Linked DNA regions of Mus musculus: region 1 is linked to region 2. The links are chromatin loops, found by intact Hi-C in ENCODE. Cell type or tissue: left cerebral cortex. All regions are shown on one strand. Links, peaks and the distances in the headings refer to the core of each region. The heading gives the core; the rest is flanking DNA. Region 1 overlaps Csnk1g1 (casein kinase 1, gamma 1). Region 2 overlaps Zfp609 (zinc finger protein 609).

The links. A loop is a pair of places that touch in the nucleus more often than their neighbours do. Peaks named below come from ENCODE experiments on the same cell type or tissue, not always from the same donor. Only the 100,000 strongest peaks of a DNase experiment are listed, where the experiment ranks them.
Region 1: a loop joins it to region 2, with 2.1 times the contacts of the local background. A loop is called at or near these places in 7 of 42 quality-filtered maps.

What each region holds. Positions count from the first base shown.
Region 1 is chr9:65,994,847-66,005,296 of GRCm38, forward strand. It overlaps Csnk1g1 (casein kinase 1, gamma 1), which reads left to right. Exons shown (of 14, transcript NM_173185.2): 6 at 4,549-4,700; 7 at 7,201-7,435. Among named protein-coding and RNA genes, the nearest start is that of Gm22657, 48 kb to the left of the region's middle. In left cerebral cortex, for the core only: a CTCF peak has its summit at 4,097 (motif pointing right); no DNase peak of the experiment used is centred there.
Region 2 is chr9:65,690,278-65,700,727 of GRCm38, forward strand. It overlaps Zfp609 (zinc finger protein 609), which reads right to left. Exons shown (of 10, transcript NM_172536.3): 7 at 7,217-7,392; 8 at 6,755-6,971; 9 at 5,866-5,944; 10 at 1,306-5,417. The coding sequence ends at 5,871. It overlaps Oaz2 (ornithine decarboxylase antizyme 2), which reads left to right. Exons shown (of 5, transcript NM_010952.3): 5 at 1-23. Among named protein-coding and RNA genes, the nearest start is that of Oaz2, 19 kb to the left of the region's middle. In left cerebral cortex, for the core only: a CTCF peak has its summit at 5,479 (motif pointing right); DNase peaks (open chromatin) are centred at 3,070, 5,561 and 6,228; H3K27ac peaks cover 2,055 bases.

The DNA of each region.
Region 1 (10,450 bases), core at 937-8,936, 300 kb after region 2:
GGGAGAGAGAGAAAGAAGGAGGAGGAAGAGGAGGAGGGGGAAGGAAGGGGAGAGAGAGAAAGAAGGAGGAGGAGGAGGAAGGAAGGGGAGAGAGAAAGAAGGAGGAGGAGGAGGAACAGAGTGATTATAAAATGACCTTAGTTTTTGATATGGTATAATAAGAAAATCCAGTGCATATTTGCTTTGCTCAGTTTTGCCATCCTTTCTCTCATAATTATTCACAGGAAGTGCCTTCTTTACCATGTATATAGCTTGTATTGCATTTACACTGTCCTTACTCCCAGTCTTATTAAAGAATTCTACAACATAATGTTAATTTAAATTGCATTAAGCAGTAAATTGGAGATTGCTCTACAAAAAAGTGAAAGATTCAGAATTTTTACTTGCATTCGTCCCAGAGGTGGATAAAACATTATTGTAATCTCTATACAAAGAGCCGTGGCGGTCTATAGCTACTATATGGGCAGCCATGCAAATACATATGCAAATCTTTGTACAGACAGTTCTATTAAATTACAACTACATCTCCTGAAGGCACTTTTCTACTTGGCAGTCCATTTCTTGTAATAACCTAAAAACCTTGGGATAGAAGGCTATTCTCATCACTAGGAAGCCTTTTAAATAACCTCTATTATTCCTTTAAAAGTTGTTGTGACCCTGCTGGAGCTGGATTTGGTGACGCACCTGCAATGCCAACAGTCTTAAGTTAAGACAGTGTTAAGGCGGGAAGAGAGCAAGCTTGAGGCTGGTCTTAACTGTTTATAGTGATACACGGTCTCAGATGAATCGACAAAGGAGTTCAGTTGCTCTAGTCTGAAATAACTGTAGAAACAGGTTTGTTTGTATTTTCTGAGACCTGGTAATAGATTAGTCATAAAACAAAGCAATGCCTTATATTTCTCCTCTCCAGGTGCAGTTTCTAGATGGTGCTACATAGCACTTAGAGTGTTGTTTGCTTCTGCTCCACTCCTAGAAATTCTAATTCAGAAGGTGTGAAGCAAGGCCACTTCATCTGTTTCCGTTTTAAGTTTTAGAGATGTTGCAGGTGAACATTGTTCTAGTTGCATGACACTCGTAGCTTACATTTTAATTGTTACTCCACATGGAATCTAAGTTTAATTCACACTGATTTTTGTAGCTTTACAAAGATGAGCCTAGAAGGTAGCTAGAAGGAAATAATAGTCATAATTTAGATTTAAAGAGGAACTAGTTTAAATTCTTCTGCATTGGGAAAGATAAAAAAATCCAATCTACTGAGAGAGGCAAAGGAATGTGCTAGAAGTATAGAAGCAGATACTAGACTCAAGACTCTTGACTTGAACGCTCTCTACACTAGTTCCTTGGAACTAGGACCTCCCTAGAAATGCTGTACAACTAAGCAGTGGCCTGCAGATGATGGCAAACATCTCTACATGCGCACGGAGGCCTTCTGAAGTCACCCAGCACACAGGAACTCCTCATGCTATGAAGTTTGTAGACAGAAGTTATTACTGACATCATAGCTAAAAATTATAAGCATTACCCAAAAAAATGCTTTTGTAAGTTTTTAGTAAATATGGAAATTTACGGTAAGGGGATACCTAGGTTTCATATTGAAGGTTGTTGGAAACATGCCACTTATTACTCTTGCTTTTAACTGAGTAGACCTGACTTGGAGTATTTAAGTATTTAAAAGAGGATAGTGTGCCTAGACTTGGAAATTCAACCAAGTAAAGGAAGAATGTTTTTATTAAGTAGGGTTAGCCTTGGTTTTTCTTTTTTAAAATAAAGCATATACCTGTAGATTAGTTAGATTAAGAAAAATCTAGAAACACCTCTAGAGTTGTAGATTAGTGGTAGGCCATTTACCTAAGGTTCAGTCCCCAACATATCAAAAAAAGGAGTTGGGGCATGGGTAAAAGGATGGAAAGTCCAACTTTGGTGTGATTATTCCACAGACATCCAGTATCAGACTCTTTTGTTCTCTCCATCTATTCCTGTTGCTACGTTATATCCTGAAGGAACTTGGTGTTTCTCGTTGGCTTTTGGAGTTCTGTAAGATTTCCCTTCCATTTAAATCAACTCATTTGAAAGATCTTTTCTAGATAGAACCACCACACCCAAAACTTTGTGCTTCCATCTCATTGACCATTCCTATAATCAGTTGTAACTGTTCGGGTTGCTTTTTAAAATGGTCAGAGCCCTGGGGACTGGAGAGAGAGCTCAGTTGGTGAATTTAAAACTAAAAGTTTAGCACCCCACCTAGTACCCATGTCAAAAGCCAAGCACAGTGCTGCTCCCTTGTAATCCCAGTGCTGGAAGAGCAAAGACAGAAACAACACTGAAGATTGACTCTGGCCCTACACACAAATGTACACGCACATCTGTACTGCACATATATAAACACATACACACACACCAAAAAAAGTGCTGTTAGTAAATAGGGAGGGAGAAACAATGAATACTGGCCAGACAGCGAACAGATCCTGCTACAACTAACTTTAAGGAATATAATACTAATGTTAGGAAAATAAAATTTTAGAGACATTAAAAAATACTATAAATTGAGCATAAGTTTAAAGTATATCCACAAATTTCATCTATCATGTGTTTAAAAGATAAAAGGAATTAAACTCTTGGAAGTAACTGTTACACTTAAATGTTTAAAGTTAACTGAAAAATGACTTCAGAACAACAGGAGGAGGAGAAAAAGACAATTCAGTTTAAACCCTGTTTCTGTTTGGAGACAGAATAAAATTAACTCCAGAATTAGGAGGAGCCCAGAGTACCTTATTAGATGATACAGACTCTCATGAACTCACTGAAATACTTAAGTGGTTTAAGGGTCTAAAGAGAACAAGACAGATTGATACAGTACATGGAAAAGCTAAGCATACACCCTTTGTAGCAATGAGTCACAGTATCTGCAGATATATAAGGCCTTCCTTGAGGAAAAGGATAGTTAGATATGTGTTGCTTCTGCCTGTGTTTCATCCATGGAAATTAGAAAAGAATGGGGGCTGGAAAGTCAAGACAGTTCAGCCGGGAAGAGTACTTCTTCCTCTTCTAGAGGACTGTGGTTCAGTTCTCAGCATCCCCATCTCACAATTACCTGTTACTCCAGCCCCAGAGGATCTGATGCACTCTTCTAGCCTCCATGGGCACCAATACATGCATGACATATATACACACACATACACATAAATAAATTTTTTTCTTTTGGCTGTGAGCCTAACCCTTAACAGCTGAACCATCAACCGAACCCCAGAAATAACTAGGCATGGTGGTACACTCTGGAGGCAGAGGCAGGTAGGTTTCTGGGTCTGAGGACAGCCTGGTTTACAACAGATCAAGTTCTAGGACAGCCAGGGCTAAACAGGGAAACCTTGTCTCAAAAAAACTAAAATAAATAGATAAATAGATAAAATTATATTTTCTTAAACTTTGAAGGAGAGGCAGCAGTAAGCGAGCGACACCATGCATAACTGTAGACTAATGTACACATACCTGTGAGATGGAAATGTTGCTGCTAAATAAGATGAAGATGAAGTCATTGTCTTAATGTTTTGTAGCTTTCTAAGTATCTACTGTTTGGTTTTTTATTTTGGTTTTTTGTTTTTTTTTTCAAGGCAGGGTTTCTCTGTGTAGCCCTGGCTGTCCTGGAACTCACTCTGTAGACCAGGCTGGCCTCAAACTCAGAAATCCACCTGCCTCTGCCTCCCGAGTGCTGGGATTAACAGCGTGTGCCACCACTGCCCGGCGAATCTACTGTTCTTATGGCGTCCTTTTAGAAGCATTTATTGAATACCTTGTTTTTATGATTCACTGTAAAGAATTAATTCACAAGTTGCTATTTAGTCAAGAAAACCTGGATTTTTAGCTTCACATATGAATTTCAAATTTGGGAAAACTGAGACATTTTAGATTTACGTTTTTCCCTTTCCTTTCATAATTACTTAACAACAACAAATGCTAAGGGTCTGCTGACTCCTAGATGAGAAAAAGAAACCCCTACAGAGATTTTGTGTGAAAAGAAAACCAGTTGTGCTGGCCTAGGGCCAGGCTGCACCTCTTTGGCCTTGCCTCTCAATCCGATTCTCCAGGGGGCAGCAGTTACCAACAACTCTTTTTGGCTTTAGCAGCGAGCCCAGGGAGTGCTAATGAAACTAGGCGGATGTACCAAGGTTTGTTAGCTTGCATTTGAGCTCGGTGAGGCTCCCTTTGAACCTTTTATGATGCTGCACTTTCAGGCATCCTTTGGGAGAATAGTTTACATCCTGAAGCAATAATGGATCAGAGACCATTTTCTTTTATACAGCAGTGGAAACGCCTTTGGCACTCTGGTATTAAATAACTGCTTATTTGGACACATTGTGCAATGGCTTTGCCTTTTCCGCCCAGTAATAGTTCCCACAGAAGCTATTATACTCAGTTTAACTTTTCCAGGAGGGACTCTGAAAGGAAATTGAAATCTTAGAGATTATACTTTATATTACATTCATTGCTAATGTCTTATGTTTTAGTTTTTGTGTCTCTCACTCTGTACCCCATTTGCCCCTCTACTTTCAGGTGAAGGCCTCCCACAGGTTTATTACTTTGGACCATGTGGGAAGTACAATGCCATGGTGCTGGAACTCCTTGGCCCTAGCTTGGAAGACTTGTTTGACCTCTGTGACCGAACGTTTACTTTGAAGACGGTGTTAATGATAGCCATCCAGTTGGTAAGTTGATGTGTGGTTCCAGAAGATAAATGGATCCCTTGCCCACCTCCTTGAGGGCCCTTTAATGATGTATTAGCTGCAGTGAGATCTGGTGACTTCGTTTTTACAGGCTTAATGGCATTCTAGAAGGATCTAGCAGACTTCTGAAAGGAACTATTGCAGCTGCTGCTTTAGCTGGTTCCTGTGTATAATTTGGCCACAAAGCCTCTTGGCCAGTATGTAATATGCCAAACAGCTAAGGTAGGTTCTTAGCCACACAACTTAAAGGGTTACAGAGGGTTAACTGAGGGAAGTCAATGCATCTGCAGTTTGCTCTATTTTAAGAGTTTGCACCTTGAAGCAGAACCATTCCTGTAACTGAAGTGGGGGAATATAATTTACATTAGGGAGAAAGAGGACGATTAGGTAGAGCTGTGTGAATTCAAGTAATTGCTTCAGTGTCTTATTTATAGGTCTTAGGCACACAGTTGTAAGCTTTTATCATGCCTTCTTTCTCTCACTGTTGAAAACCAGAAAAGACTGAAGGTACCAACCTTTATTCAAAGTCACGTAACTGAGATGTTACAGATAATATACCATATATAACATGTAGCATATTATATACTTGTGGGCTGACCAAGAAGCTTTACAGCTAAATGAAATACTAGTTCTACTTTGAGTAATTAGAACAGTCTCTTTGAGAAGTTTTTTAGCCCCTCAAGGGAAGATTTCAAGTATTGGGTTTTATTTTGTTTTGTTTTGTGGTATTATCTCACCAGTTTAGTTAGACTGCTTCTGCCTCCTGAGTGCTAGGGTGGTTGTGGACCACCCCCCCCCCCTTCCACAGCCTTAAGGTAGATCCTAATTCACGGGAAGTCTAGTGATGGGCTCACCATCATCCTATAGCAACTTGGAAGTACTTGAGAATTGACTATACTCAAGGATTTAAGCCTTCCTTTCTATGCTTAGCAGAAATGCTTTATAGATAGAATTATTTAATGAAATTCGATATAATGTTACAATTACTTCCTTTGAGCTTTGGTCACTAAACTGCTCATCCTCCTCCTGCTGCCAGCCAGCTGTCTAATGTCAGGCAGGCATCCATTTTACTGGGCCCCTGCTTTCTTCTTTCTGCAATACCAAGATTGGGGTTAAAGAGTCCTAAGCAACTAACAATAGAAAGTGTGGCAGGAGGTGAGGTGGCAGTAGCGCCTGTCTCAGAGGGCACATTTGCAAGTTACAATATATAAAGTAAAAGTATTACCATCTTAGCCAAACTTAGTGACCTCATTGTTTTCTCTTAATCTTAATGGTTGTTATATGTTTGTAGCAAAAAGTATTTGGATGTGGGGGCTTGCTGGAGATAGATTAAGCAGTTAAAAGCAGTTATTGCTCTTACAGAAAATCTGAATTTGGTTCCCAGCACCTACATCAGATAACTAACACTGCCTGTAACTCCATTTCCAGGGAATCTGATAGCCTCTGGCCTTGTGGGCACACAATTGGTAGATATAAACTCAGGAAGGCACACACACATACATATGCATGAGTAAAATCATAAAACAAACCTTAAAATATAGTTTTAGTTTATGTCAGTAAAGTGGGAGGTAGATAAGAGTGGATGATGTGCCGGGCAGTGGTGGCAGACACCTTTAATCCCAGCACTCGGGAGGCAAAGGCAGGTGGATTTCTGAGTTTGAGGCCAGCCTGGTCTACAGAGTGAGTTCCAGGACAGTTCCCTGTCTCGAACACCCCCCCCCCCCAAAAAAAAAGAGTGGCTGATGTTGTTGTTACTTTATTTTTTTGGAGAAAAGGTCTTACACAGTAACCCTGGCTGGCCTGGAACTTTCTTATGTAGACCAGGCTGGCATTGAACTCATAGATATCTATCTTGGATTAAAGGCATACACTACCACACCCAGGCAAGAGATGAGTTTTCATTTTAGTTTCAGAAACCTTATGCTGAGCCAGGGACAGTGGCATATCTATGATGACAGCTACTTAGCAGACCCAAATAAGAAGATTGCTTAAGTCCAAGAGCTCAAGGCCTAGCCTAGACAGCAGAGTGATACAGAACAATGGGAAGGAAAGAATAAAACTGGGGAGGCGGGGTGAATGTGGGGGGGGGTCACAGTGAAATGACTCAGCAGGTAAAGGCACTTGCCACCAAGTCTGACAAGTTAAGGTTAAGCCCTCAGTCCACATGGAGGAAAGAAGTGACTCTTACACGTTATCTTCTGACTGCCACACACACCTATGAATGCACTTTCATGCACACACACACACACCACAGTAAGTAAATAAACAAACATAATTTTTAAAAAGAAATATTTGGGCCAGGCATAGTGGCACATGTCTTTGACCCTAGCACTTGGGAGGCAGAGGCAAGCAGATCTCTGTAAGTTCCAGGACAGTCAAGCTACATAGTGAAATCCCATCTCTAAAAAAAGTTTTTTGGATTTTCCTTCCCCCAGCTTGCTTATTTCAAGGTATTTCCATTATTATTTTTTCTTTCTTTTAGCTTTCTCGAATGGAGTATGTACACTCAAAGAATCTTATTTACCGAGATGTCAAACCAGAGAACTTCTTGATTGGCCGACAAGGCAATAAGAAAGAGCATGTAATACACATTATAGATTTTGGACTGGCCAAGGAATATGTTGATCCTGAAACCAAAAAACACATACCTTACAGAGAGCACAAAAGTTTGACTGGAACTGCGAGATACATGTCTATCAACACACATCTAGGCAAAGGTGCGTTGAAAGGGGCAGGTTATGTGAGCATCTTCTTCCCATAACACTGACTATGCATTACACTGTGAGTTACAACTTGTACCATCTGCTGCATCATAAGGTAAGTGACATTTTTTGTACTTGAGAGAGTGGAATGGTAAGTTGGTGATGTTCTCATATATCTTAATTCTGTGTTTTCTGATGCTTCGTTCTTCAGCAGTTTAAGAGTTATTGCAAGATGATAGTAGTATTTGCATTAAGTAATGAGACTTGTATTTATTTACTTGTGTATGACTCTGTACACGTAAAAGGAGGAAATCAGGCCAGGCCTGTGTTAATGAAGGGGTTTCACTAAACATGGGTGCTGGGACAGGAGAGATGGCTCACCAGTTAAGAGCACTGGCTGCTCTTCCAGAAGACCAGGTTTGGTTCTCAGCACCCACATGGCAGCTCATAACCAGCTGTAGCGTTAGTTCCAAGGAAGGAATCTGATCTGTTCTGAACTCTTTGGGACCAGGAACACATGTGGTACACAGACATACATGCAGGTAAAACATGATGTGGATAGTATGATTAGCCCAGTAGGTTATCCCTCATGGCAATTATCTTTATTATTCTATAAAGTATGTTTTGAGCATCTACCCTGTATGACAGTAGAGCACTTCCTCGTGTTGGTGTTCTGCGATTGCCACTGGAATTATCTCCAAAGTTAGGCTTCATGAGCCCAAGTGCTCTTCAGGTCAAATCTAATATGCCTTACCATTAGGTTTGTTCTCCATTTCTCTACATATTGTAGCGCGCTCTCTCTCTCTCTCTCCCCCTACCTCTCTCCCCCTCTCTCATGGTGTATGTGTGTGTATCAAGACAGGGTTTCACTATGTAGCCTTGAACTCAGAGATCTGGATACCTCTAACTCTCAAATTCCGCAACTAAAGACATGTGCCCCTGTGTTGATAAAAATTTTTGTAATTGGGTATAGTAGCATACACCTTTAATTTCAGCACTCTAGAGGCATAGGCAAATGGGTCCCCACGTTTGAGACCAACCTCATCTCCATAGCAAGTTTTAGGCCAATTGAGATTACCTAGTGAGACCATGTCTCAAACAAAACATAACTCATAAATGCTATCTCAGGTATCACACACTAGAGAAGTGTCCATGGGAGTTCTAATATTGTTGGCTTTTAAATGTGTAATATTTTTTTAAGTTGTAATGAGGGAGGGAGACCCTGGGAAATATATTGTCAAATAGCTCAGAGAAGTGCTCTTCACTTTGTAATGGAAGTTAGCAAAGGAAAAGGTGTTCTTCCTGGCACTACATCAGATGAGCTACCTCTCATTGATTAAAACATCCCAGCCCAGGTTTAAAACCATTATTTAATGGCTAAAATTAGAGAACACTCTTTCTTTGAGCAAAATACAATTAGCCTAAAATTGGGGTGTTGTGCCTGTAAAGCAAACACATTTTTCTTATAACCTGAAGGGAGCCTCCACCATGTTGAAGACATTTGTGTCTTGTTCATTTCCTAGTAGCGAAACCCTTCTTTGAAAACAACAACAACAACAACAACAAATCCACTGTGAAAAGTGAGGAGGACCTACCTATTGCATTACAGTGCAGACTATCCAAGCAAGTATGGAGACAGCACGTGCTGGTTTTCATTTACATTTTAAGACCTAGCTGCAGACAAACAGAAATGAAGATTTAAGACCTAATAGTTTAATATTGATTATTTTAAATTTTTAGAGCTCAGCCAGGTGGTGGTGCACACCTTTAATCCCAGCACTCGGGAGGCAGAGGCAGGTGGATTTCTGAGTTCCAGGCCAGCCTGGTCTACAGAGTGAGTTCCAGGATAGCCAGGGCTACACAGAGAAACACTGTCCTGAAAAACCAAAAATAAAATAAAATAAAATAAAATAAAATAAAAATAGATAAAAATAAATTTTTAGAGCTCAAAAATGATTTTTCAAATTACCTAAAATGGCCACATTATTTTCACATAAGAAACTGAGGCCCAATGTAGGTGGCTTGGCTGCATTTTCACTTTACTAGATGGTGTTAATATGAGTTAATAGGAACAGTGAGCACAGACCTAGGTCTCACACCTACTTTAGGTGTCATAGTTTCTCTATTCTGTGTCCCAGAGCAATGCTTTTTTTTTTCTCCTCAGGACTTACAGAGCTACATCATTTGTGTGTGTGTGGTGTGTGTGTGTGTGTGTGTGTGTGTGTGTGTGTGTGTGTGTGTGTGAAAATTGTAAATCTGTGGAGAGCTCGCCCTCTAGTGCTCACTTAGCTACAATTGAAGCATTCGCCTAGGGAATTTTTTTATCCTCCCCAGGCTTCCTGTTACGTACAGGAAACAGATATAAAAGCAGAGGTGTGATGCCGTGTGGGAAACTCTCCCACTGTGCTTCCCTGTCTGTCTGCTCACCTCACATGCTCTGCTCCTCTCCTCATTTCCTATGCTCTGTTAACAAACTTTTTGTCTGACTACTTGTTTTCAATCCCATAACATTTTATTGCAAATTTCAGACACCTCACGTAGGCCAAACTGTCTGGAGAGCTTGTGTTTTCTTACATCCTTTTAAACGCTTTTCCCCTCCTTTTATTCTTAGTTTTAATCCAGGACCTGTTCATTCAAGGAAGACCCTTCACAAAATTATGCCCCAGTCATGGGTGTCTCCTTTTTTTTTATTAGAAACTGCCTTTTCAAAACCCTTTTTGTCAGGCATAGTGGCCCATTTCTGTATTCTCAGCATTGTATAAGCAGAAGGCAGGAGGATCACCAGAAGTCCAAGGCTTGCCTGAGTTTCATAGTGAATTCCAGGCTAGCCTGGTCTACCAAATGAGACATCATCCTCAAAAACAAAACAAAAAGTTAAGGAAAATCCCCCTTCTGTCATAGTACTATTTATAAAGTTGCCTTTTCAGACAGGGTCACCCTCAAATGAAGAAGGTGAGCTGGAAGGTGTATGATGTAGGAACTGTTTAGAGGGCAACTATGAAGTAGTAGCAAGGAACAGTGATATGCACA
Region 2 (10,450 bases), core at 1,523-9,522:
CAATAAACTGATTTAAAGTTGTGGTTGGTCTGTCTTTTTATTCCTGTACCAGGACCAACTTCCTGTCACAACCAGAGCTTAACATAAGTATGGTACATACTTCTCAGGGACAAGGCTGCTGCTGGTCTCTGGGGCCATGTTATACTGTGAAATTCAGGGTTGCTAGGAGTGGGACACACTAAGTGCCCATAGAGAGAGAGGTGTATACGTAACACTTTCCTATGTAGTATTGACTAACTCAAACCCAGTTGTTATACACAGGGGTTGGGCTTAAAACTTTACTCTTTATGGTACTGCCTAACTTTATCCCGGAAGTCTTTTTTTCCTTTTTGATGAAAGCTTGTGTCAGCCTTCCTGCCTTAGCCCCTGGAGTGCTCTAAGCGGCACATTCTGTTCCAGTTTAGTTTTGTCTTCTTGGAGCCCAGTGTTCTACGACATGTCTTCTGGTCCCTCTGTATCATCACCAGCATGAGGAATCAGTCATCTTGCAGTGGTCCTGGAGAGGGATCTAAGCACGTCCCCTGCCTCACTTCTCAAGAGTTCTCACAGACACTCCTTCCCCTCAAGGCAGGGTTGTTCTACCTATAGATTTGCAATTGCCTTATAGTCATCCTTTAGTTTCTTTACAGGCTTTGCCCAATTTTCAGTTTTTCTTTTTTTTTTTTTTTTTTTGGTTTTTCGAGACAGGGTTTCTCTGTGTAGCCCTGGCTGTCCTGGAACTCACTTTGTAGACCAGGCTGGCCTCGAACTCAGAAATACGCCTGCCTCTGCCTCCCGAGTGCTAAGCTTGTTTTTCATGGAGCTTACCTGTACTGTATTTAGCCATTTAGCCAAGTCACTAAACTTAGGTTCTACCTGCACATGGCATTTCTTCAAAGTCATTCACTTGAAAATACCCTCCATCAAACAGATGACTCCTAGAGGAAAGAGTCAAATGTAAAACCTGAGATACACATTCACAGATAAATAGGGGTAACAGTCCTTTACTGTCAGCTAAAGCTCACAAAGCAGAGGGAACACACTGTGTTTCTTCTGCTACTGTATGCAGATTCTTCCTGTTAACAGCCAGTGAAACAGGCTGACTTGGAAACCATATACCTACCCAAAGAGTTCTCTGGCAAAAAAAAAAAAAAAAAAAAAAAAAGAGGACTATTGAAGCCCACCACTGACAACATAATCATAGTAAAGCAGGCAGCAGCACTTCATTTTTTTTTTTTTTTTAAAGCAACTTAGTAGAAAATTTGGGGGAGGTGTAGAAGAGGGATAGGGGAGATACGTGAAAGGCAAACTTTAGTCTAAATGTAATAACAGGGACATTAAAAACTTTATTCAATAAATACAACAAATAATTTAAAAATATACTTCAATTCCAAAGCCAATTAAGAAAAGGGAGTAGAAACAAAGGGGAAAGGGAAGAGAAGGTAAGGGAAGAAGGAAGGCTGAACATGGTTTGGCTGGGCTCTTTCAGACAGCATCACTATTTGAGTCTCAAAAGCTCTCACCAATAGATCCTTAGCCCTTGATATAATAGGGTAACCACGGGAGTCCAGGAGCAATCCTGGGACCAGCAGACTTCTGAGGCTAGGATGGATATAGGTAGTATGGGGTGGAGTGCTGGGCGAGGGTGGTGGGGGTGTGGGGGGGAGGGAGAGGGGGACAGGGCTGGAGATTTCCCACTTGTTCCTAAAAACCTTTCGTTCTAATGCCCAGGCAAGTTTAAGTAGTGCAAAATCTCAGGCAGAGAGCTCCCAGGTGCATAGTTTCATAGATGAATGGATGTCCCAAGCCAAGGGCCTCTGGGAGGCAGGTCCCAGAGCACCCAGGGGTCCAAAGCCACTTTGGTGAATGAGATCTAAGGGTTTAAAAAAAGGTCAGGATACAGGATCAGCCAGTGGCCAAGCTGGAAAACAATGCTGGACAGGAAGAAGCTACAGGGCAGGTGGGCACACTGGGTTCAACAGCTTGCTGTCAGCCAGGAAAGGGGAAGCTGAGGGTGGGTATGGAGCAGGGCTAGAGAAAAGACAGGGAAGCTGAGGGGGGAACAGAACAGCTAGGGGAGGAGGCAGCAGCTCAGCAGCAAACTCCAGGAGAAATAACCAGCAGCCCTCACAGATTTGTGATTGTCTCTTAAAAAGATTTATTTTCTCTTCTTGCCTGAATGTACAAAGGCAAAAAGAGTACAGTTTGTATATATATATATTTATATATATATATATAAAAAAACAAGGAACTTGGTAATGTACACTTTACAGAAGGGAAGAATCAGGAAGACTGAAATTAAATTCAACAGAGCAACGCCAATGGAACAAAAGCTATGAACAGCAACACTGTCCCTCCAGCCCGAGCCTCCAGCTTGCCCCAACCTGCTCCCAGTGGGAGGGCTGAGCACCAAGGCAAGCGGGTGGGCTGGGGCAGGAGGGGCTAGGGATAAGGCCTGGGAGGGGCCCATGGCAGGGAATCACTGGAAAGTTTCCTTGGAAACTAGTAATAAATGACAAAGGCCCAGAATAATGGGCCAGCTAGCTGCCCAGCTGAATCTTGGGGGCCATCAGAGTACACAGATAAGGTATATGGGGTAAGTGATGAGGCCTCAAATCTATATCCAATTCTCTAGCCCTTCTGCAGAACTAACTCCCTTAAACTAAGTCCCCCCCACCCCACCCTGGAGCCTGGAGAGAAGGTGCATGAAAGGATCATTTCACAGGGTACCCTCTTACCCTTCTATGTTTCTTTGACCTTGAGATGTGTGGAGAGAGTAGGCTTAGTGGAGACTACATGTACAAGTATAAGATGGGGAAATGAGGAAGTAGATGTGAGTCCTAAGCAGCAGCTGGCAAGCGGTAGCTGCCCTTCCTCAGGGTGAGGCCCCTACTTCCTATAGCTTCTCTTCCACATGAGTCCCTGGAGATCATTAAGAGCAAGAGCATGGGCAGGGTGGCTTAGTGAGAGGCTTGGTTTGGTGGTCTGCACCAGATCCTGTCTTTCTGACTAGGTGTGGAGGTGGACAGTTTTGAAGCACTAGTCAGGAGTTTCCACAGCTGGAGCTGTAGTGTATGTAATACTACTTCAGAGCGGGAAGACCGGACTCAGACTAGGGACCAGGAGGGAGGAGCTGAGAACACAGGGTCATTTTTCTACTGCTAATCTCGTTTCAGAGCAGCACCTGTTTTTCAAGGGGCACTTGGGTAGAGGGAACAAAAAGCTGACTTGTTTCTAACGGGAAGAGGGGAGAGAGACAGACAGAGGGAGGGAAGGGAAGGGGAGAGGGGAGAGAGAGAAAGCTGTTCCTTCTGCAGAATCTAAGGCTGTCTTGCAAATACAGACACACCTCTGTTATAAAATGAAAAAAGTGGAAAGGGCAGGAATGTGGGCCATGCCTACCCAGTGAAAAACAAAATTGCTCCAATGTTTTTTTTTTTACAATATGTACAAAGCACACTGCAAACCAGTGCCACAGATACATACAAAACACAATATTTAAAAAAAACAGGAACAGATGGGAGCATGGCTCTACTCACTAGTCTTGTGGGGAGAAGCATAATTAGGCGACAGTCACTTTCTTAGTAAGGGTAATGGGTTAGATAAGATGTTATCTCCAACATCTACCTCCACGAATGAAAGGGGGTCACTACCCAGACTCCTGCTGGGGCAGCATGTGGCAGAGGGGACAATGGTGGCGAGGAGGCTGTTTAGACAAAAGGATTTTCCCAAGTGCCCAGAACCCAACTCAAAAAAAAAAAACAAGGACTTGGAAACAGGAAAGGTTTGGAGGTCAGAGATGCTAACTACCAAAGCCTGATTATATACATGGAGGGTTCATGAGTTCTCGGGAGCTAGCTTCTCTTGGGCTTTGTGCTTAATGTCTCCCACCACCCCACTTTCCCAAAGAAGTTAGAGCCACCTACCTTCCTGCTCTCAAACTGTCACTTTTGACATTCTTGTTTCAAGCTCCCGATTAGCCTAAGCTGGTATCTGTGCATCTTTCTCTCTCTCTTGCAGTCCAAAGGGCAAAAACAGGAGGAAAGGGCTTCAAAGGGATGGTACCCTGCAATAGCAAAGACCTAAAAAACATCCCACATGCTGGGAAGACGTGACTCCAACAAAGCTAGGTCATCACTTTTTCCTAACATGACTTTGTAGCTCAGGAGAACAGAGAAATGCCTGCCACCTCAAAGCCTTATCCACTGTGTCCACTCTGACTTGGGCATATAATGCTTGGATATGCTGTTTTAGGGTCTAAGGAGCAAATCATCTCCCCTTGGCCAGTGGCCCCTAAAACATAAACGTGTGTTATAAAGACACTCCTCATATTGGCACGTACGGAGTTACAGAGTGAACTGTATAAAATCATGTACCTGTAGACAGAGGAACTGGGATGGATATATTTGTGACCCTAAATGAGGATACTCAGATAACTGAATGTCTCCAAGAACAGCCTGCCTTCTGGTTGCTGCTCTAAAGTGATGTGGCAGGCTCCAAGGTTACCCATGCTGGGAGGAAGTCTATTAATACTGCCTGAGTTGTAGAAGCCAAGCAGTAGAAGTGAGGTCAGTATGGGGAATCCCCCCTGGGAAAGGCACCAAGGGGTTAAAAAAGAAAGAGAAAGGACAAGGAGTTGGGGGATCTGGAAAGCAGCAGGAATTTTGGTGAGGAAGCAGGTTCAGTTTCACAGACTCCACTTATGTTCCAGTTCCTCCCAGCATCCCCAGGGAGCCTGTGCTGGTGCTAGAACCCCTGTCTTCCACCTGACAGGAGCACAAGACTCTGGTGGGGCAAGTGCCTTACTCTCCCCTTTACAGGTTAGGCTCTGAGCATTTATCTGTGCTCACATCAGAGGGGGATGTCTCCACACTTGAAGACCTTGTCTTCGCAATTACAGAGGAAACAGCTCCCTACTTCTTTCCTGAGATTCTAATTTCTCCACGTGCTGCCAGTTCCCAGGGCCCAAACCACTGAGGAGATGTGGAATCTTGTTTATGGTGGTAATGACAGTGAGGGGTATGGCTGCTGTGCTGTCTTCAGACTTTATCCCGTGCTTGGGGTCCCTCCCAGGTGTGTGTTGCTGCTCTGGCAGCAGACCAGGGGCTAAGGTAACAGAGCAGTCATTTCTCTGGGATGAGGCTGTGTTCTCTCAGTTGCTCCTATGCCTTCATCTCCATAGATGACCACAACAAAACTGTGGCTGAGAGAATAAATATTTTTGCAAAGTACCAGTTCTCCAGCTCCTGAGGAAGAGGGAGGGTCGGGGGTCGGAGGGTCTAGTGGAGGTGAGGCAGCCAAGGGTCTGCCTTCAGTCACGGTCGGAATGGCAAACAGGATGATCAACACCGTAACTGATGGTAAGATGGCACCTCCAGCATCACCTCGAATGAGCCAGTCTGGCCCATGAAGCTGACTTCATCTGGGCACTTGGTGTTCTGCGAAGGAAACACACAGATAAAACAGCTAATTGTGGTCTGCTGGTATCACAACCACAAGATGGTGCTCTAAGAAAATGAACTGGGGCTGGCAAATGGTTAGTGAGTAAGGGTGCTTGCTGCCAAGCATGAGATGAATTCCATCATCCACAGTTCGAAGAGGGAACTCCCTGTAAATTGTTCTTTGAGCTCTGCTCACAAGCACTACCCTTCACAGCAAAGTTAAAAACAACCCAAAAAGAACTGCAGCACCAGCTGGTGCTGGTCCTCCGCAGGCCTTCAAATGCACATAGCTTCACAAGAGGCTGCTGTCACAGGCCTGGCCAACAGTCTCCCTTTTCCAGATTACTGACATCACATAGTTAACCCTCACTTGCAGAGATTCTGTGGATCCAAGTAGCAGCTACCCCTGTTAATCTGTCACTGCAAATTAACAAAATCTACTTACCATTCTCACCTCCGGGGGGGTGGGTAGAGTGAGGGAGTTGAGCCTTGCTGGCTGGCAACAATGGCTGTAGAAGAAAGCCCTAGGCAAGCAGAGAACATATTAATATAGCACTCAGGAAGTCACCCTTCACAAGTTGGCTCGCTGTGAGGAGCTTCCCCTTAAATTTCCCTACCTAGTGCCATTGGATTTTTGGGGTACCAACAGCTTGTTTCTCTCTAGTGGTTCCTTACTCTGATGAATAATGAGAGCTCCCAAGCTCCAGGGAAGAAATAAGTCCCAGCCTAAAGCAAGGTACTTTAGGACTCAGCAGAGAGACAGGATCTCTGGATGTGTGTGTTGTACATGTGTGGAGGTCATAGGACAACTGAGTGTCATTCTTAAAGTGCCTTCTGTCTTTTGTTTGAGACAAGGCCTTTCACTGGCTTGGAACTTTGCCAAGTAGGCTAGGCTGGCTGGCCAGTGAGCTCCAGGGATCTGCCTGTTTTCCTCCCACCTGATCACTGTAGTTACAAGCACACACCACCACATCTGTCTTATCACATGGATTTTGAGGACTAAATTCAGGTCCTCTGTTTATAAGGCAAGTGCTTCACTAAGTCTTCTTCCCATTCCACCTTGAATTTATTTTTATATTACTGCTTCAACCTGAGTGCTGGGAATCTCAGATTAGAAATCTGGGGGTACCCAGCACTTGGGAGGCAGAGGCAGGCGGATTTCTGAGTTCGAGGCCAGCCTGGTCTACAAAGTGAGTTCCAGGACAGCCAGGGCTACACAGAGAAACCCTGTCTCGAAAAACCAAAATCTGGGGGTGAAAGATTCTTTGAGGGCAGGGGCCTTGTTACAGGCAGTACTACTGAAATGGAAACAAAGCTGGAGGAAAGAGCCTTACCTGCGGCATAGGGTAGGTTGTACTGTGCTGGGAGCAAGGAATAGCCCAAGTGGTGGTGGTGGTGGTGTGTGGACATCAGGCGCTGGGAAGGGGATGTGCGGGGCCGGTCGGCACTCCTGTCAGTACCTCCTGCTCCCGCAACACTGCCACAGCTGCCACCACCCCCAACCACCCCACAGCCTCCTCGATCTCTCTCCTGAGAATTTTTATCACTTATCTGGAAAGGAAAGGAGACATATCAAGACACTATAATGAGATATATACACACTAGTGATCTAACCAGTGTCCTATATTATGACTCTAAAACTGCAGGGTATCTACAAATAGAGGGAGTGCCCTTATGAGGCTGGTATCAAGTCACCCAAGTAGCATCTTGTCAGGGCCTGCACTTGCCCACTCCTCCCATGCTGTGGCTTCTACTCCGTGGTCTTTGGACAAGGACCTGGGCTGTCCTCCACTTACCGTGGGAGACTTGCTCTTGTAGTGACTGGCATGTTGCTGCAAGATGTCCAGGGCTTTGGACTCTGAGCTGGCTTTACAGCTCACACTGGGGCTGGCACGGGCCTTGTCAGCGTCCTCGCCACCTGAGACCTTGCTGCCATACGGGGAGAAAGAATAGCTGGAAGGCAAATAGGAACCTAGGAAAGGGGAAATCAAGCAGTCAGAGGAAATGAAGGCAGAAGAGACTGCTCTAGTGAAGGGTCAGGTGGCATCAGCTCGCCTAAGCAGTCCCAGACACTTTTAACCACAGCTCCTGGCTTCCTCCTCTTTTAACAAGCTAAGAACAGGTGAAGGGATAGCATATAGCACTCGGTTTACCAAAGCTGACTTCTCAGTTCTCCTGAGTTATCTCAGAGTCCTATGATAAAGTGGAAAGATCCAAGGAGTTAAAGTCAGACAGCCTTGGGCTGCATAACTGTAAATGAAGTGACAGCCTTTTGAGTTTCAGTTTATTATCAAAATGAAGATATTAGCAGGCATGACAGTACAGCCATAATCCCAACACAGGTGGTTGGGACAGAATTCTGCACTCAGTGTCAGCCTAGACTACATGAGATCCTGTTCTCCAAAACAAGGGCTGGTGAGATGGCTCATGGGTAAAAGGACTTGCTGCCAGGCCTGATGACCTGAGTTTGATCCCAGCACTCAGGCTAGAAGCAGGCAGACCTAGGTGAAGTTGAAGCCAGTTTCATCTATTCCAGGCCAGCCAGGATTACATAATGAAACCATGTTTTAATTGGAAAAGAAAAAGGGGTGGTGGTGGTGGTAGGCCAGGTGTGGGAGTACACACCTTCAATTCCAGTACTGGAGAGGCAGAGGCAGGCAGATTACTGAGTCAAGACCAGCTTGGTCTACATGATGAGTTCTGAGACAGCCAGGACTGTTTCAAAAAAGGGTGGTGGTCCTGGAGAGATGGCTCAGTATCTGGTAAGAGTACTTATTGTTCTTCCAGAGAACCTGTGTTCAATTCTCAGCACCCACATCAGGTGGCTGACTGTAACCCCAGCTCCAGCGGAGCTGATGTTCTCTGTAAACACTGTGATTACATGCATTTTTTCCTTCTCCCTCTCTTGCCCCTCACATACACACATTTATAAACAAATCTAAAAAATAAGCAAAAGATACTAGTACAAAAAGAACAGGAGCATATATAATGCTCTAATCCAGGACTAGGGAGGCAACAGTAAGAGGATTGTTTCAAGGAAGGTAGCCTGAATACAGTAAATTCTAGCATAGAATTTACAGAATCTAGTTCCAGCAAAGTCTTTTCCCAAACAAGCAACAGGAAGATAGGTGCACACACACCTGTAGTGTTAGCTGAGGCAGGAAGATGAGATGAAGGTCAGCCTGGGCTTAGATGGCCAGACTATGTCTCAGAAACTGAAGCTGGGCTGGAGAGACACATCAGTGGTTAAGAACACTTGCCTCCATTGCAAAGGACCCAGATTTCATGTCTAGCACCTCCATGGTGGCTCCACCTTTCCTGGCTTTCCTGGGTATCATGCATGCACATGGTGCACATAAATACATTCAGGTAAACATTCACACAAACATACGCAACCATGCTTGCATACAAGCACGAGGATCAAAGCTCAGATCACCAGGGCCTACAGAAAAGGCCAGGTCAAAGTGCTCATAGTTCTACAAGTGTGAGGGTACAGACAGCAAAACCCCTGGAACTCGTGGCAAGTCAGTCTAGAATAATTGAGTTTTAGGTTCAGTGAGAGACCCTGTTTAAAAAAATAAATCATGGAAGAAGATAAATGACATTGACCTCTGACCTACACACAACATGCAAATGCATAGAAACACAAGCTGGGTGTGGTGGCTATGCTTATAATTCCAGCACTTGCGAGCAGAGCCAAGAAAAAGGAGGAAAGCTGGTTAATTATAGGCTAACAAACAAGGGCTCCATAATATGACTGTCTCAACAATGAAGACAGAACAACAGGGAAAAATGCATAAATCATTTAAGACAGTGCATGGCCCAGAGACAAGCCTCAGCGGATGGAGCTTTATTTGTATATAGGTGGTAGGCACACTGTGAGGGTGAGATGATCTCCGTATCTGTTTGAAAAGCTTACTTGTATTCAGAATTTATCCCATCATAATGCCAGCAGAATGCCAAGACTAGTCTAGGAGGCCGGGAGCTGTAAGGAGTGAACGCTTAGGCTGATCTAATGGAAAACAGGGATTACCAGAAGCTGAGGATGGCAGGGCAGGTAACAGATGCCCAAACACAGACAGAGGTATGAGCTCTAGTGTACTGCGCACGTGGAGTGGCTATTACATATTTTATGAAGTGCTATAGAGAAGAACAGGGGGAATAGCATTTACCTTGAGTGGATCAGCGGACACTGACTGTGTGGTGAACGGCCATATCATGGCCAGGCATGGTGATGCATGTTTTTAACCCCAGCACTCAGGAGAGAGGCAGGTGGATCTCTACAAGTTAAGAGCCCAGCTTGTTCTACATGAGTTCCCAGGCCAGCCAGGGCTACAAAGTGAAATCCTGTCTCAGGTAAACAAAAATAACTAGCTCTCTCCCAACCCTCAAACCAACCAACCAACCAACCAACCAACCAACAAAATGGAAGTTCTGGATCTTACATAGCTCTTCAGGCAATAGAAATTAGTGTGTAGAGTGGAATATGAACATTTTTTTTTCCTAACAAGTTAAAAAAACATTTAAACCTTGACCCACTGAGAACTCATTGTCAGCGGTGTAAGAACTAATTTTTCTTAAGCGGAACCTGCTGGACATCCCTCCAACTGACTTCAAAATGTTCTCTGCATCCCCGGCAGCTTTCTGATCTCACAGCTGAGCACAGCCTCAAAGCTGAATGCCTGCGTTGTTCTGGTTTGAATCTTATTTGTCACATGTACTGCTCCCGCTGTATTAAGCTGTGAAGTCCTGGATGGAGGGAACTGGTCTCCCCTAGTTCTTCAGTATTCCCCACAGTGCCTTACATGCAGCAGAAATCAGAATGCATGTCTAAAGAAATTCCAGCGGAGAGAAGGTGGCTGTGGTGCACATGAGTTTTACCACTGATCATCAAAAAAAGCTGACTGTAGAAGCAACCTTAGCTGAAGTACGGGAGAGGTGGTTTTTCTGATTATAATTAGGCTCATTTAAGGTTAGAGTGGCAACTTCCCGTCATGGACACCTTATCTATAAAAAAGTCTGTCATCCAA